2 separate regions of the Homo sapiens genome follow, and region 2 is linked to region 1. A link is an interaction called in ENCODE POLR2A ChIA-PET data of the cell type or tissue named here. Cell type or tissue: MCF 10A. All regions are shown on one strand. Each heading gives the region's core, and the rest is flanking DNA. Links, peaks and the distances in the headings are about the cores only.

Evidence for each region. Peaks named below come from ENCODE experiments on the same cell type or tissue, not always from the same donor. Only the 100,000 strongest peaks of a DNase experiment are listed, where the experiment ranks them.
Region 2: POLR2A ChIA-PET joins it to region 1 with 37 read pairs; 9 of 35 experiments call an interaction of 5 or more read pairs at or near these places.

What each region holds. Positions count from the first base shown.
Region 1 is chr10:112,954,649-112,957,452 of GRCh38, forward strand. The region is part of intron 3 of TCF7L2 (transcription factor 7 like 2); the gene reads left to right. Among named protein-coding and RNA genes, the nearest start is that of TCF7L2, 5.8 kb to the left of the region's middle. In MCF 10A, for the core only: no CTCF peak of the experiment used is centred there; a DNase peak (open chromatin) is centred at 1,533.
Region 2 is chr10:113,058,035-113,060,838 of GRCh38, forward strand. The region is part of intron 5 of TCF7L2 (transcription factor 7 like 2); the gene reads left to right. Among named protein-coding and RNA genes, the nearest start is that of SNORA87, 14 kb to the left of the region's middle. RefSeq lists an enhancer at 109-737. In MCF 10A, for the core only: no CTCF peak of the experiment used is centred there; DNase peaks (open chromatin) are centred at 367, 827 and 1,417.

The DNA.
Region 1 (2,804 bases), core at 297-2,796:
TATTAAAGATAAGAATACTGTAACCTATTAAAGTTGATTGGAAAAAGTAGTTTTACATTTCTTTTTCCCTCCTGGCAAAGTGGAAATAGGAATATGGTGGTTGAAATTCCAGTTAGGTTTGAAATTTCTTTTTAAGGACTTGATTATTCGAGCCCTTGCATCTTCTCTTATCCAAAGTTATTTGCTTTTCAACCGAGCTCTTTGCTACTAGGTTGAACAGATAAATAAGCTGCATCTTGAATTCATTTTTGAACTTGGAATCCAGCATTTAAAGGAAACCGAGAGGGGCCTATTCATTGGGATTTTATTTAGCCGGGCAACTTCTCTTTCTGGCTTGTGAAAAATGGACGTTTTTTCCTCACTGAAACAACATAATCCTTTCTAATACAAAAGATTTAGACCTTGGAGTGTGAAGGGTTAATGGTGGTCCTTCCCAGTTGTCCTCCCACCCCCCCACCTCACCCCTGATTGTTTTGACAACACTTTTCAAAGTGTGACATTCCAAGCCCCTACATAACAATGTAATATTACTGTAATTACACAGGTCATTACATTTTAAATAGAGAACAATAAAATGCTTATCGCCCTGAAAAAGAACAGGTGTTCTTACCCTTCTTTGGTATTTATGCTAATTGTTTTTCATCTCCTTCAGAAATATTTATGGCGAACATGTTTAGATTTCAATCTCAATGCAACCGTATTAATTCCATGCTAATCTTTATAGGTTGGGGTTTAATGTCTGCAGTATGGATTATAGGCTCAACATTCACCCAATAAGTCATATTTTAATGATTATAAATTAAATATGCCAGCGCTTTCCACTTTGTTGATATTGAAACTTTCTGAAATCCCAGAAACAAACTCAGGCATTTGGGAGCCTAACGAGCTTATCTGGAAGACGTGTTTTTGGAAACTTTTGACTGTTTAAGGGAAGGAGCTTTGACTGATGCCCTCTGTGTCTGATTGAGAAAGAGTTTTTTGAGGAAAACAATCCTCGTTCTTGCTAGGAGTTCTTCACCTTGATTTTAATTTTACTGATAGGGATTTCATTTAGAGTCATTGCTGGAAGTTGGTCAGCTTTCTGTTTCTTAGCAAGCTGTGAAAAAGTTACCGGAAGGTTTCCAGGGGCTTGCAGATCAAGAATGCTGTTCTGTTTGCCGTGCTGGATCGCTGCAGTTCTGCACGCCATTGAAAAAAATATTTGCTTTAGAAAACTAGCATTTTAATAGTTGCACCAGAGGCTGTGCTTTTAAAGATTACAGTAGAAGTCTTTCCAGGTTTCGAATGCCTCCTTACATCCCACGAGGTGCCCCTGGCTGTGTGCAAAAAGTGCCTAGATTTCTCGGTGGAGAAATCCTGGTGCAACTTCTCTTACACACGTGCAGTGGGTAAACTAGAAGGTATCTAAGAGGATTTTACATTTTGTCAGATGTTTCACAACAGGCCCCCCTGAATCACATTAAAAATGCACTGTAGAGAAAGGACAGCTGCAAATTTTTGTGTGGACGCGTGTTTCTGGACCATGACTAAAACTCCGAGGACCTTTCCCCCAGCTGTCTGGAAGTTATGTGGAAGTTGGTTTATTGGCAGTTAAGTATGAGACAACCTGGATTTAGCAAATGCTCTCTCCTGCACAGGAAGTAGATGACATTATATTGGGGGAAGGGAGGAGATTTCAGGCAAGGAGTGATTTACCTTTTTTTTTTTTTTTTTTTTTTTAAATGCTGGAGTTGCCAAATAAATAAGCACTTTCCAGGGAAGTAAGTGTAAGCTTTTTAGTCTTGGTGAGTGGCATTAGATAATATCTTTGACTGCATTTATAATTCTTTTGAGGTGACACATTTTAAAGTTTGGAAAAGGAGGCTGAACCAAATTCTTGAGGGTCTTATTTTCAAAGGGGTGTGTGATGTGGGCATCTGAGTTTCTTCTGGGAGTGAATATTGGCAACTATGTAAGTAAATCTTCAACTCTGACTTATAATTGAGCACATTTGTGAAGGAAATGGTTAATTTTACAACCAAAGGCAAACTCGCACCTCGACAGGTCTGCTGAAAGAAATGTGCCCCAGTCTTTTTGCTGGCAAGCGCACCACCAGGTCATAAATCCACAGGCTTTATTTACAGCCCATAACACTTATGAATGTTAAGATATTTGACGCCACGTTGGCCTTATAATATTCAAGGTCCGCAGACATTGGCAGTAGCTCAGATTTCTCTCACTAATTATAAGCAATGAGATGGGGGGAGGTGGTGGTATCCTAATGCAAATGCTGCCCTCCCTTCTCCGCTGACCCCCACCTCTACAATCTTGAGTTTACTGAGACAGACGCCACCACTCCTTTGGCAGCTGACTTGTACGTTTCCTCTAGGCTATTGTTATACACATTTATAAAGAGCACTTTCAGGAATGGAAATTCAGTGGGGGCTCTGCACAGATGCCTTTTTCAAAAGCAAAGTTGCTCTAGGTGTTTGCATCTTTTCCCTTTTCTTTTCTCCCTTTTTCCTTTCTTTCTCTTTTCTTAATTCCCCCCAACACCCCCACCTTTTTTTTTTTTTTTTTTTTTTTTTTGAGATTACATTGCCTATATTGTGCATTTTCCCCAGGAATACTTAAAGAAACCTGGTATGGGAGACGGCTCTTTAATTTATATGATGTTCCCCTGAGTGGAAGGGAAAATGTACACATTACATAGTACACTAGTTAAACTAGTTAACGTGAGAGTTTTTAAAAAAGTGAGATGAGGTGAAGAGAGTTGACTAAAAGAATATAATAGGTGAGGGGAAAAAAAATCCAGGTTTACACTG
Region 2 (2,804 bases), core at 217-2,716, 100 kb after region 1:
AAGCTTCTGGCAGGAAGAAGTTAATGTCTTGCGTGTGCCCTATGTAGGTTCATTAGGGCCTTTAAAGGGGGAAGAAGGTGGTGGCTATAAATGTTACAATCTTACCTTTGGCCCCTAGGGATTCTGTCTTTCAACCTTGGTTCAGTAACAACTTGTGACTGCCCAACAGGGCTTCCTTTCGGGAGAGAATGGCTTGTTACATTCAAATATGCCATGAAAGTATCACCATTTATTTCAGTGTCTGATGCCCCAGCTTGGGCAGCCTGAGCAGGCTCTGAATGGGTCTGAAGAGGCCCTTTAGAGTAGAGATGAAGAGGGGGTGGGGAATCCTCAATTCTAAACAAAGAGTCTGCAATGGGAAGATGGCCAAATGCTGTTTTTGGAGTGGGTGAGAGGGAAAAGAAAGGTATAGATGGTTCGTTGGAAAATGTGGTTTTATACCGGGTTTTGGTGTCAGGTCCCCGAGGGCAACATGGACTCCACACTGTGATCCTCCGGGCAGCTCATAGCCCCAGCCCCTTCCTTTTGCTTCCTGGTCAGTTTGTGAGAAGGAGGGGTTGTGTCTCCAATCTGAGCAATAAGGGGTCTGAGGGGGGTTGGATCCATGTGGCTTTCCTGTGTCTTGTTCCTTGTAAAAGTTCCAGGTTTTGGGTCGTGAGCTGTGTGTGTGTGTGTGCGTGTGTGTGCGCTGTACGTTAATATGGAGAGATGGGCTTGGGCCAGTGGGAAATAGAGAGACCCGCAAGCACAGAGTGACAGGGTTTGATAGTAAGCAGCAGGCCAGCGTTGCTGCTTTTATTCCTCGGTAAATCCTTGCACAATGCCATATGCTCTTGCATTCCGTAGCTGCTGCATAGGGTGTGATTTAGTTAATGCCCGCTCTGCAAACAGGAAACGGTGCTCACTGCTGTGTATGCTTTTCATGGAGATAAAGTGTCAGGAGCAAGACCCCAAACCTGCGAAATCACTAATGCAACCGCCCCCCATGCCCCAAAAGGTGGGAGTGGGGGATAAAAAGAGTAGGAAAGTGGTGTGGGGAGGGGAAGCTTTAGGGCCATAACTCAGACAATTTGTCAGGCAGTGGCATCGGTTGGGAGGAAAATATTGATGTACACTTTTTGTTTTTGAACCTGAAGTTTGGGTTTTTTCGGATGCATTGGAGGACTTTTAAATGTTTTCGGAGTGCCAGAGTTTGGACTGTTAGGTCACCGTAGGTACCGGCTTGCATATCATTTCAGAGGAATATTTTCAAAACTCCATAAAAACATGCGGCTTTCAAGGCTGGACCACTTGTTCAGGTCCTCCTCCCACCCCCCACCCTTTTTGGCAAAACCATGCAAACATTGGTATTCAAAAATATTTTGTTACTTTTCTTGGCAAAGTGTTCCAAGAAGGAATTGCAACACAGTCTCAGAGTTAGGAGGCAACTTTCTGGGGAAAAGGCGGGGGTTGGGGAGGTTTGGAGTTTGAATCAAAAACAGACACCGAAGCTTTAATAAAATAAATGAAGCGGAGCCCTTTCAGCTCACGGTGGACTGTGTTGGTGCGCGGGTCAGGCTTTAACGTGCCTAGTGGAAATTGACAGTCTGAGAACTGGGACATAAACAAAAATGTCAGTCCCTGGGAGTCTTGTTCACTGGACAATGTCTCAATTGTTCCTTTGGTTTTCAAGGCAGCAGGGAGAGTGGAATATTAACTGTTTACTGCCCAAAGCTGGCTCGGAAATTGCTTGGAGAAGGGGAGAAAAAAGACAGAAAATCACATTTTTTATTTAGAAACTATTAAACATGTCAGTAAGAGATAGGAAAAGAGCAGATTGTTTTCTCCTTAATTATCTGCCATTCACTTCCATATTTCTGCATACCATTTTTGGGGTGTGTGTGTGTGAAGGAACAGCAGGGTGTTTCTTTTTAAATTTGAATGTTAGCCTTGCATATTGTCAGTTTTTAAAGCTTGCTGGCATGTAGATTATCCGCCCCCGGTGGATATGACAGTGGGCTTTAGGAAAGGAAGTGTGATTTCTGATAACATTTACATCTTAGCTGTTCAGCGGATACCCTGTTAGTGTTTGTTCTTCAGAATGCTCAGATAGAACAAAAATCAAGTGGTTGGAATTTTAAAAAACAAAATGTATTTGGCTCTCCATAAAAATGCATTTAGTGATAAAGGGGGGCAGCAAGTAACTATGTCTGAGAGAAGGAATTGCAGGCACAGAGGAGATCCAGAATTCTGTTCACACTTGAATTTACTTGATTCGAGAAACAAACAGCAAAGCCTGGTGTATTGGCCTTTATCTGGGCAAAGTTCAAAACTCAACTGGTAATTATGTCCTTAGAAGCCTTAAAAGGACTGTGTTGTTACAAAAGCAGTGACTGAGCTTACTTCTTCAGGACCGAATGCACTCGAGTTGTTTGTTAGATAAACTTGTTTTAATAAATGGGGGGGTCAGGGGAGAGGTTTCTGTTCTTGGAAGATTCCCTGATAAGTAGCTTTCTTCTCTTGGAGAACTTCAGGCTTTCTCTCCAAGCGAGGGGTTTGCAGGCAGCTAAAGTCAGCTTCGGCTTCTGCTTCCTGTCAGTCAGGAAGTCACTTCCTTAACCCAAATTACAAGCTAGAGCACAACTCCCCAGCCATACCGAAAAGAGCAGGTTTTTCCCAGAAGACTGTGTTTCTAGATGCGGAAGTGTAAATTGGTACGCTGTGTGATCATGGAATGCCCAAAATACATAGGGAACAGTGTTGTTGGAAAGAGGCGCTGTGTCCCCAAGGAGAAGACGCCGCCCAGAATGGCTGGATCGCCTGTT